Regions from separate parts of the Homo sapiens genome. Here region 2 is linked to region 1. A link is a contact called in ENCODE Hi-C or POLR2A ChIA-PET data. All regions are on one chromosome and are shown on one strand. The core of a region is the stretch at or near the end of the contact, and the rest is flanking DNA. Distances in the headings are between cores, read along the strand shown.

Region 1 (6,746 bases), core at 1,182-3,681:
AAATTAATTGTGGTAATTGTTGCACAAGTCTGTGAATAAGCTAAAATTAAATAAATAAGCTAAAACCACTGAATTATACTCTTTAAATAAGTTGTATATTAATAGTATGCAAATTGTACATCAGTAAGGATTTTGAAGAATTTATTAATTTTTTTAAGGCTCTGGCTCTGTTGCCCAGGCTGGCATGTTCTTGGTTCACTGCAGCCTCTCCGGCTTAAGCGATTCTCCCGCCTCAGTCTCCTCCTGAGTGGCTGGGTCCACAGGTATGTGCCACCACCATACCTGGCTAATTTATTTGTTTTCTTTTGGAGAGATAAGGCCTCCCTGTGTTGCCCAGGCTGATCCAAACTCCAGGGCTCAAGCGATCCTCCTGCCTTTCAAAGTGTTCAGATTACAGGCGTAAACCACCACGCCCGGCCAGGACGGAACTTTTCACTATACATCCTATTGTGCCTTTTGAACTTTTTTATGTTGAGAATGTGTGTGTGTGTGTGTGTGTGTGTGTGTGTGTAAGGGGGAAAAATGACATATAACGGAAGAATCTGGTTAAGAATTAGTTTTATCAATAACTCGGTAATGAGAAGAAATTTTTGTTTTTGTTTTTGTTTTGAGACAGTTTCTCTCTGTTGCTCAGGCTGGAGTGCAGTGGCGCAATCTTGGCTCACCGCAAGCTCCGCCTCCCGGGTTCACGCCATTCTGCTGCCTCAGCCTCCTTAGTAGTTGAGACTACAGGCGCCGCCACCACGCCCGGCTAATTATTTTGGATTTTTAGTAGAGACGAGGTTTCACTGTGTTAGCCAGGATGGTCTTGATCTCCTGACCTCGTGATCCGCCCACCTCGGCCTCCCAAAGTGCTGGGATTACGGGCGTGAGTCACCGCGCCCGGCCCAAAAATTTGTTTTTTAAAAAATGGCATTTGTCAGCAATTGGACATTTTTCACTTGTGCACACATTTTATTCCAAGATTTTGTAAACCTTGCATCGATTCAGAAGAGAATCTGGATTTATACAGCCTGTGAGTGAGAATGGTGTAAGTCTTGAGTGTGAGCTTTGTCCCAGATTTGTTTGGATTCTTAGGAAAACTAGGCATTAAAAGGATTTATACTGAGAAGAGCACAAGGGTTAAAAAAGGAAAACTCTGGTCTGAAAAAATGTTCTACGGAGGTTTAGCACAGATCTTAAAAAAGAGAGAGAGAAAAAAGTTCACATCCTTTGATCCAGTAATTTCAGTTACAAGAATCGTGTCCAGGATAAAAACAAACCAAAAACATAACTGAGGAAGAACAATGCAAAAATGTTCATTACAGAATGAATTCTAACAAAACAAAACAAAACAGGAAACGACTGATTAACGTTCAACATTAGGAGACTGGTTAATTACAATATAATTGTATACAATATAATTGTATAAAACACTTCAGTCATTCAAAATTATGTTTATAAAAACCTTGGTGACATGGGATAGTATAAGATGCAGGATTTTAAAAATTATGTTTACCATGACCTTAACTCTATTTTTAAGAGTCAGGGTTGTTAGAAAATACCAAAAAGTTAGTAGTGGTGCCTGTGGGTATCAGCATTTGGGGGATTTTTTTTTCCTATTTCCCTATACTAATATACTTTATAAATGTTCTATAATGGCATTTATCAGGACCTGGACATTTTTCGCTTACACACACATTTTATTCCAAGATTCTGTAAACTGTGCATCGATTCAGAAGAGAACCTGTATTTATACAGCCTGCTAGTCAGAATGGTGAAAGCGTGTATTATTTTTACAATTAGGGAAAAAAATCTAAACTGAAGAAAGAACGCGTCACTGACGTTGTCTCATGCCACTACTTAAGTTTACAGAAAAGATACTGTAACCTTCAAGAGCGGAACTGCTGTCCCGCGAGTTGAAGCACCTGATTCCAAGGGGAATCAAGCGAGCCGCACACTCTGCCAGCTTTCCAGGCAGCGCGCTCAGCAGCGGGACTATGCCGGGCCCGGCCCAGTCCGCATTCCCAAACCTCCCCCAGCTTTCAAAGAGGAACCTACTGACCCAGACCGCCCCCATACGGTCGGCTGAAATTAAGGATTAGGGAAACGTCACATTCCTTTCTTTCCAACCCAGACCTCAAAAGACACTGACCCTGCCATTCTCGACCTCCCCTAACGCCTGTCCCTTAGAGCCCACCCGGCAAACCAAGGTCCTTGCCAGGCGATCGCGGGCGCGCCCCGAGTGCAGAGCGGGCTCCAAGCCCAGCCGCCCGGTTCTGCGCGGCGCGCTCCCAGGTCCCTAGCAAGGAAGACCGCGGGAGCCCGCAAAGGGAGGGTACGGCCGGCGGAGCCTCTCAAAGCGCCCCACCTCCAGGCAGAGGCCGCGCGCTCGGCGCTTACCTGGGCCTCCAGCGGATGCTGCCATGGTGACGACGCCCGCCGTCCGCGCAGGCGCCCAGGCTGGCGCCCCTGCTAACCGGGCACTGGTGGCAGGGAAATTCGACTCCACAAACCACAGGCCTCGGCGGGGGAAGAGCCCGGCGGGCGCCAGCGAAGCGGAACCAAACGGAGCCGCGGCACGCAGGCGCAAAGGCTGGCGTTCGAGGTTCGTTTACGCGCCGCTTCGCCGTGCAGGTGGTGGCGAAGCGCTCCTCCGAAAGGTTTCGGAAGCTGGTGGTAGCTCTGAAGATAACGCTGCGTTAGGGCATACTGCGGCGGAGGATGGAACTCCGATTGAAAGCAGTTGCTGGAGTGGAGCACGAATTTCAACAGTTGGGTATATTTTCTTTTAAATGTTAGTAATATCCTAAAAGGGTGTGGAATCATTACTGATAAAAATCAGTGTTTCTGGCCGGGCACGGTGGCTCAGGCCTGTACTCCCAGCACTTTGGGAGGTCGAGGTGGGCGGATCACTTGAGGTCAGGAATTCGAGACCATCCTGGCCAACATGGTTAAAACCCGTCCTTACTGAAAATTTAAAAAATTATCCTGGCGTGGTGGCGCGCGCCTGTAATCCCAGCTACTCGGGAGGCTGAGGCACAAGAATGGCTTGAACCGGAGAGGTGGAGGTTGCAGAGAGCCGAGATCGCTCCACTGCGCTCCGGTCTGTGCGATAGAGCTAGACTGTCAAATAAATAAATAAATAAATAAATAAGTTTTTGTACAAAGTTACCGAGCTGATAACTTGAAGTTTTCTCTCCCCTTCTGTCTCTCTACCAGTGTTCACTCAGAAAACGCTCTCAGCAACTGGGTCCTCCCATCCACTGTCTTTCTAGCCCTCCTTAACTCATTACTTTTTGAAGCCAAACTAGTGATCAGAATTAACAACAAAGCTCTGCCATTTTCAGCTTCTGTGACCAAAAAACTCAATCTGCCAGTGGTAGAGTTAGGATAACTAACATCACCTGACACGTAATACAAAGGGGAGTTATTCTTGCCCAGCCTTTCAGATAAAATATTTTTCATCACTCCAAAGCAATCACTCTCCATTTACCCCCTTCCTACCCCCAGGCAACAACTCATCTACTTTCTGTCTCATGAATTTGCCTATTCTGGAATTTCATGTAAATAGAATCACAGACTGTATGTATGATCTTTGTAACTGGCTTCTTTCACTTAGCATGTTTTCAAAATTCACCCATGTTTTAGCATGTATCAGTACTTCCTTCCTTCTTATGCTGGAATAAATTCCAGTTTGTAAATACCACATTTTATGTGTGTCCATTCAACAGCTGAAGGACATTCGGGTTGTTTCTACATTTTGTCTTTTATGAATGCTGCTGCTGTGAACATTCATGGACAAGTTTTGTGTGGACGTATATGAATACATTCCTGTGTGCATATCTGTGTACATACCTAGGAGTGGAACTACTTGTTCATATAGTAACTGTTTAACTGTGTGAGGAACTGCCAGTTTTGCAAATCAGCTGTACCATCTTTCATTCCCACCAGCAATGTATGAAGATTCCAATTTCCCCACATCCTTACCAGTCAGTACTTGTTGTTATGTTTTTTAAATTATAGCCATCCTAGTAGATATGAAGTACTACCTCATTATCTTGATTTGTAGTTCCCTACTAATAATATTGAGCATATTTTCAGGTGCTATCGGTCATTTATATATTTCCTTTGGAGAAATGTCTTCTCAAATCCTGTGCTCATTTCAATTGTGAGAATTCTTTATATAGTCTCAATACAAGTCCCTTAACAGGTAATTTGCAAATATTTGCAATATTTTCTCCCGTTGTGCAGATTGTCTTTTCACTTTCTTGATGGCATTGATTGCAGTACAGGTCTTTTTTAAAAAACTTGTTTTTCTTTTTTTTTAGATGAAGTCTCACTCTGTTCCCCCAGGCTGGAGTGCAGTGGCACGATCTCGGCTCACTGCAACCTCCACCTCCCGGGTTCAAGCGATTCTCCTGCCTCAGCCTCCTGAGTAGCTGGGATTACAAGCACGCACCACCACGCCTGGCTAATTTTTGTATTTTTAGTAGAGACAGGATTTCACCATGTTGGCCAGGCTGGTCTCGAACTTCTGACCTCAAGTGATCCACCCGCCTCAGCCTCCCAAAGTGCTGGGATTACAGGCGTGAGCCACTGTGCCCGGCTTTTTTTTTTTTTCATTTTTAAAATTTTTAACTTCAGGGGTCCAAGTGCAGGTTTGTTACACAGGTAAACTGTATCATAGGGGTTTGTTGTACAGGTTGTTTCATCACCCAGGTATTAATCCTAGTACCCATTCATTGTTTCTCCTGCTCTCCCTCCTCCCACCCTCCACCCTCCAAAAGTCCCAGTGTGTTGTTCCCCACTCTGTGTCCATGTGTCTCATCATTTAGCTCCCACTTATAAGTAACAGCATGCAGTATTTGGTTTCTGTTCCTGCATCAGTTTGCTAAGTTTTTATGACATATTGGTCACAATATTACAATATTTTCATATATTTTACAATAACTGACTCAAAATTCCTCTTCACTGTCCTTATTTTTAGAGCCGCATGTTGAAGTGTGAGGCGTGAAAGGGTATGTCTGATATTTGCTTTAAAATGCTCCAGCAAAGAAATTAAGGGATGGATGAAGCAAAAGAGGTAAGTCTTGATAGTGTTGACTCAGAGGATTGTTGTAGGCTGGGTATATAGATTTTCATCCTACTATTTCCTTTACTTCTGAGTGTTTGGAAATTTTATGGTAAAAATAAGTCTAATTACTTTTTTGGCACAAAAAAGGTTTTGTAAGTTAAGGGTACATGCTGCACTGGGGAAAGAATATAACGATTAGAATGTGAGACACAGGCCCCAACTTGAGTCTGGGGCTGCTTTTGGTGACATCTAAACATGAATAAAGGCCAGGCATGGTGGCTCACACATGTAATCCCAGTACTTTGGGAGGCTGAGGCAGGAGGAGACCAGGACTTTGAGACCAGCCTGGACAACATAGTGAGACCCATCTCTACGAAAAAATAAAAAACAAGCCAGGTGTGTCGGCATGTGCCTGTAGTATCAGCTAATCAGGAGGCTAAGGTGGGAGGATTGCTTGAGCCCAGGAACTCAAGGCTGCAGTGAGCCATGATCACACCACTGCATTCCACCTGGGCCGCAGAGTGAGACTCTGTCTCAAAATCAAAACAAAGCACTGCATGAATACAGCTTACCTCATTTTCAGAGTCCTAATAGCTAGAAAGTTTTCCCTCAAATTCCAATTTAGTTTCTAGCTGTGTGACTTTGGACAGATTACTCTCTCTCTGAACTTGGTATCTAGTCTATGAAATGCAATAATAAATCACAGGGGAACTGGGTGCAGTGGCACGCACTTGTAGGCTCAGCTACCCAGGAGGCTGAGGCAGGAGGATGGGTTAAGAGCCTAAGTTCAAGGCTGTAGTGTGCCATGACTGTGCCTGTGAATAGCCACTGCACCCTAGGCCTGGGCAATACAATGAGACCCTGTCTCATAAATAAATAAATAAATAAATAAATTTAAAAATAAATTACAGGGTAATATTCCTTGTTCTGAAGTTTGCTTTGTCTGATAGCAAAATAACCACTCCAGCTTTGTCCTTTTCTTCTTCTTTTTAGTGTTTGCATGGAATATCTTTTTCCATCCTTTTACTTTTTAACCTGCATGTACCATTGTATCATAAGTGGCTTGTATAGATAGCATATAAATTAGGTTTTAAAAAAATCCATCTGGCCAGGCATGGTGGCTCATGCCTGTAATTCCAGTCCTTTGGGAGGCCAAGACAGGCAGATCAGTTGAGGACAGGAGTTCAAGACTATCCTGGACAAAATGGTGAAACTCCATCTCTAATAAAAACAAAGAAAAAATTAGCCAGATGTGGACATGCCTGTAATCCCAGCTACTCAGGAGGCTGAAGCAGGAGAATCACTTGAACCTGGGAGGTGGAGGTTACAGTGAGCCGGGATTGTGCCACTGCACTCCAGCCTGGGTGACAGAATAAATGAGACTTGATCCAAAAAAAAAAAAAAAAATCAATTGCCATATTTAGACCATTTACATTTAATGTAATTGTTATTTATTTTTATTTTTAGGGACAGGGTCTTGCTCAGTGGCCCAGGCTGGAGTACAGCGGTATGATCACAGCTCACTGCAGCCTCAAACTACTGGGCTCAAATGATCTCCCACCTCAGCCTCCTGAGTAGCCAGGACTATAGGCATGCACTACCATGGTTGGCTAATTCTTTTAAGTTTTATGTAGATACGGGGCCTCACTACATTGCCCAGTCTGATCTTGAACTCCTGGCCTCAAGTGAT
Region 2 (5,242 bases), core at 2,122-4,621, 120 kb before region 1:
GTCCATTGTATGAAATATAGCACATTATGTTTATTCTTCTGTTGATGGATATTTGGGTTTTTTCCAGTTTTGAACTATGAATAATTCTTGTACATGTGTTTTGATAGATATAGCCACTCATTTCTCTTTGGTTATTAACCTGAAAATGGACTTGCTGAGCCTCTGGGTAGGCATATATTTAGCTTCAGTAGATAGTACCAGTTTTCCAAAGTGATTAAACCAACTTTACTCCTACCAGTAATATATGAGAGTTTCAATATTTTTGTAACCTCATCAACTCTTGAATTTCTCATTTCTAATTTTAGCCATTTTGATAGGTGTATATTTCATTGTGGTTTTAATTTGTATTTCTCTTATGACTAATGATATTGAATACCTTTTCATATGCTTATTAGCCATTTGGATATCTTTTCAACATAGCTTGTATATTTGTCCCTACCCAAATCTCATGTTGAATTGTAATCCCCAATGCTGTAGGTGGGGCCTGGTGGGAGATTTTTGGGTCATGGGGATGGATCTCTCATGGCTTGGTACTGTCTTTGCGATAGTCAGTTCTTGTGAGATCTGGTTATTTAAAAGTATGTGACACCCCCAACACACAAACATACTCTCTCTCTCATTCCTACTTTTGCTATGTGACATGCCTGTGCCCCCTTTGCCTTATGCCATGACTGTAAGCTTCCTGAGGCTTCCCCAGAAGCTTAGCAGATGTTGGCACCATGCTTCCTGGAATGCTTACAGAACTGTGAGGCGATTAAACCTCTTTTCTTTATAAATTGCCTAGTCTCAGGTGTTTCTTTATAGCAATGCAAGAATGGCCTAATATGCTTTTCTTGTGGAGTACCTGTTAAGTCTTTTACCACTTTTTTAAACACTTGGGTTGTCTTTTTTTTATGGATTTGTAGGAGTTCTATATATATTCTGGATATCTGAGAACTTTCACAAATATAAATGCAGAAGCTATCTTCTCAGCCGGTGGCTTTGTCTTAAATGTGTCTTATGCTAAACAGACATTATTTTAATGAACTTCAATTTATTAGTTTTTTTTAGGTTAATGTTTTCTTATTTCCCATTTTAGAATTATTTGCCTCCATAAGTCAGGAAGATATTCTTCTAAATTTTCTTTCAGAAATGTTATTTTACTTCACACATCTAAGTCTATGATCCACCTTAATTTTTGTATATGATCTGAGATAGGAGTCATGCTTTTTCCCCCAATGTCTTAGTCTATTTGTGTTGCTATAAAGGAACACCTGAGGCTGGGTATTCCTTTATAGCAACACACTGTGTGTGTCTGTGTATGGGAGGGGAGGCCGGGGTGGGGGTGGGGGAAGATGTAGAAAGAGACAGAGAAAGCAGATGTGCAAAATGTTAACAATTCTTGAATCTAAGCTGTATTTTTCTGAATACAATATATTTTAGTTTATAAAGAAGAGAGGTTTCTTTGACTCACTGTTCTGCAGGCTGTACAAGCAGCATGGCACCAACATCTGCTTCTGGTGAGAGTCTCAGGATGCTTCTATTCATGACAGAAAGTAAAACAGAGCCAGCATGTGTGGAGATCTCAAGGCAAGAGAGAGAAAATAAAGAGTAGGAGGTGGTGGTGGAGGTGCCAGGCCCTTTTTAAGGACCAACTCTCTTGGGTACTAATAAAGCAAGAACTCACTCATTACCTCAATGACAGCACGAAGCCATTCATGAGGGATCCTCTCCCATGACCCAAACACCTCCCATTAGGCCCTACCTCCAACACTGGGGACCAGATTTCAACATGAGGCTTCGGGGACAAACATCCAAATTATAATACTCATATCAATATCCCATTGCTCCAGGGCCATCTATTGAAAAGGGTATATTTTCCTCCTTTGGATTGCAGTGGTGCTTTTGTCATATGTTAAGTGACTATATATGTTTGGATCTATTTCTGGACTCTGTTTTGTTCCCTTGATCTTTTGTCTTCCCTGGAGCTAATACCACACTATCTCAATTATTCTAACTTTATGGCAAATCTTGAAATCTTATTGTATAAGTCCCCCATATTTGTTCTTATTCCACATTGCCTTGCCTATTCTACGTGCTTTGCAGTGCCATATAAATTTTAGAATCAACTTGTCAATTTTCACACAAGGATTTGCTGGGGTTTTGATTGGGATTACATTGAATCCAGAGATTAATTTTTTTTCTTTTGCTTTTTTAGACAGGGTCTTGCTCTGTCACTCAAGCTGGAGTACAGTGGCATGATCACAGCTCACTGTAGCCTTGAACTCCTGGGATCAGGACTACAGGCATGCATCACCCTGCCTAGCTAAGCTTTTTTATTTTTTGTAGAGGCAGGGTCTTATTATGTTGACCAGGCTAGTCTGAAACTCCTGGCCTCAAGCAGTCCTCCCACTTCAGCCTCCCAAAGTGCTAGGATTACACGTGTAAGCCTCCACCCTGGGCTGAAGCTAGAGATTAATTTTCAGGAGTTAATATCTCTCCATTAATTTAGCTCTTCTTTAATTTCTGTCATCAATATTATATAATTTTCAGTATAGAGGGAAGGTCTTAGACATCTTAGATTTATTTGTGAGAATTTGGTGCTTTTTGATGTTATAATTGAATTGTTTAAGTTTTTTGTCTCTAGCATATAGAAATGATTTTTGCATACTGACTGTATCAAGAGGCCTTGCTAAATTCATTTATTCTAATAGCGTATGGATTCTTTTGGATTTTCTTTGTACATGATGATGTTTACTTATAATGCTGGCTACGATCTCCAATGATATTTATACTTTTCTGTATGTATAATATACTTCAGTTGTTTTAATTTAGTGACAAAACTGAGTTAAACTAAAGAGACTAAAATGACATAACCAAATGTAATGCATGAAACCTGATTGGATCTTGATTTTTTAAAATGTATAAGAGGTTTGCTCCTACAATGAAAGAAATTTGAACATGATCTGAACATTAAATGATTGAATGAAAATATTGTTAATTTTCTTTAAAATACTTTGATTATTGTGTTGTAATTATATAGAAGTGTACTGTTCTTAGGAGATGAATGTATTTAGAGAAATAATCACGACAAATATTCATCAAAAGTGTGTGTGTAGAAAGAGAGAGAGACAAAGCAGATGTGCAAAATGTTAACAATTCTTGAATCTAAATGGAGACTTGTGGTACACAGGCTTACAGTAGTTCCCATGATTCCGACTCCTGGTGTTCATACTCTTATGTGACACCTCTCCCTCTCCCTTCTTGTGAGCAAGAACTGTGACTTGCTTCTGGACAATAACATATGGCAAAGGTGACAGGATATACATGATTACCTAAGTTCTCTCTTTTTCCTTTATTAGCTTTGAGGAAGCAAGTGAACATCTTGGGCAATCCCAACAAGGAAGTAACATGGCCTCTATGGGGTGAGGGTAGCTTCCAGCTGACAGCCAGCAAGAAACAGAAGACCTCAATCTTATAGATGCAAAGACCTGAATTATGCCTATAATGTGAGTGAGCTTAGAAGTTATTTTTTCCCCCAGTCAAGCATCTGATGAGACCACAGCCCTGGCTGGCATCTTGTACAGTCTTGTGAAACCTTAAGAACAGGATCCAGCTAAACCATAGCCAGCATCTTGAGCCACAGAAGTTGTGAGATAATAAATATATGTTGTTTTAAGCTGCTAAATGTGTGGTAATATTATTGTACAGCAATAGAAAGCTAATACAAGATGTGATGGTTAATTTTATGAGTCAACTTGACTGGGTGCCCAGATACTTAAACATTATTCTGGGTGTTTCTGTGAAGGTGTTTTTTGTTTGTTTCATTTGGGTTTCATTGTTTTTGTTTTTATTTTTGTTTCAGGGACAGGGTCTTGCTCTGTTGCCCAGGTTGGAATGCTATGGTGTGATCATAGCTCACTATGGCCTCAAACTTCTAGGCTCAAGCCATCTTCCCACCACAGCCTCCCAAAGTACAAGGATTACAGGTGTGAGCCACTGCTCCCAGCCTTGTGATGATGTTTTTTGATGAAATTAACATTTAAATTAATAGCCTGAGTAAAGAAAATTGTCCTTCCTAATGTGGATGGGCCTCATCAAATCAGTTGAAAGCCTGAATAGAATTAAAAGGCTGACCCTCACCCAAGTAACAGAATTCTTCCTGCCTGACTGCCTTTGACCTGGGACATTGGCTTATTTTTCTCCCTTTTGACTCAAACTGAAACATCTGCACTTCCTGGCTCTTGAGCCTGCTGGCCTTTAGACAGAAGCTACACTGTTGACTCTACTGGTTCTCAGGTCTTTGGACTCAGATTGGAACTGAACCATTGGCTCTCCTGGGTGTCTGGCTTGCTGATTTCACCCTGAAGAACTCAGGACTTGTCAAGACTCCATAATTGCATGAGCCAATTCAAATCAATGAATCCTATTGGTTCTGTTTCTCTGGAGAACCCTGACTAATATGCAAGAATATACAGATGTCATCATATTATTAAGCTTTTCTATATGTTTGAAAATATTCACAATAAAAATTGGGAAAAATGATTCAAAGTCAGCAAGTGCTAGAAGACAGTTCAAAAGTGGCTCTTAAAGAAGTTCACTAGACTTTCTCCTTTCCTGATTCTCAACTTGTCTCCCTTCCTACTTCAGTGAATCTACTTCATTTAATATGGACTTTTAAACACACAATAGACACTGTAGTTAAACACAAATAATAAATCTGCCCCTTTTTTGTGCAGATTTAGTCTCTATAAACATTATGCTGATAAAGTTTGGCCTTAACCTTTGTTCTGTAAATGTTTCAGAATTTTTTACTGCCACATTACAAGATAGATGTCAGTCTAAATGCAGGCTTTTCTATAAAACTCAGCAGCTTCATAGATGGCCTCTAATTCATAGTCATAAAAGACAGGACTACATTTTTTTGGTTGAAAATAATTTCAAGAACCTCTTAAGTTCCCACCAGAACATAATGCTACTCTTGATTCTGCATGAGGTCAGTTTAATAAATTCAGATACCATCATCCTCCAGGAATTATCAACCAAACTGAGAAAAGTATATAAAAGCAAGTTTTTAACTGAATATTAATACAAGTACTTTTTCTCAGAAACCTTGATAATTATCCATGGCTAAAGAGCTGGCTTGCCCCAGGTTGCTTTCTCTGATGTGACTTGATGAATAATCCTATACAGAAGTTGCCCAAGGTCAGACAGAGGCAAACGATGGAGACATGCCTCAAATTCATTTTCTGAAAAACCTTAA

What was found. Hi-C counts contacts between places; a loop is a spot of excess contacts on that map. ChIA-PET counts read pairs that join two places held with the same protein, here RNA polymerase II (POLR2A). Pooled maps may share reads with other maps.
Region 2: a loop to region 1 is called in a map with no recorded cell type, with 3 times the contacts of the local background. The contact joins the enhancer-like site here to the promoter of FAM151B in region 1. A Hi-C loop is called at or near these places in 1 of 168 maps with a recorded cell type or tissue (Caco-2), 1 of 37 single-sample maps with no recorded cell type and 2 of 50 pooled maps. POLR2A ChIA-PET finds 5 or more read pairs at or near these places in 3 of 52 experiments (Caco-2, H1 and activated T-cell).

Annotation. Positions count from the first base shown.
Region 1 is chr5:80,483,785-80,490,530 of GRCh38, reverse strand. It overlaps FAM151B (family with sequence similarity 151 member B), which reads right to left and starts at 2,431. Exons shown (of 6, transcript NM_205548.3): 1 at 2,383-2,431. The coding sequence starts at 2,407. It overlaps FAM151B-DT (FAM151B divergent transcript), which reads left to right and starts at 2,585. Exons shown (of 3, transcript NR_172938.1): 1 at 2,585-2,753; 2 at 4,970-5,065. RefSeq lists a silencer at 1,867-2,161 and enhancers at 1,826-2,325, 2,326-2,827.
Region 2 is chr5:80,607,045-80,612,286 of GRCh38, reverse strand. LINC01337 (long intergenic non-protein coding RNA 1337) reads left to right here. Exons shown (of 2, transcript NR_125754.1): 2 at 3,342-3,667. Among named protein-coding and RNA genes, the nearest start is that of LINC01337, 13 kb to the left of the region's middle. Within about 2 kb of position 3,371, at least 2 of the 41 ENCODE cell types and tissues checked have a DNase peak (open chromatin) inside an H3K27ac peak, as active enhancers do.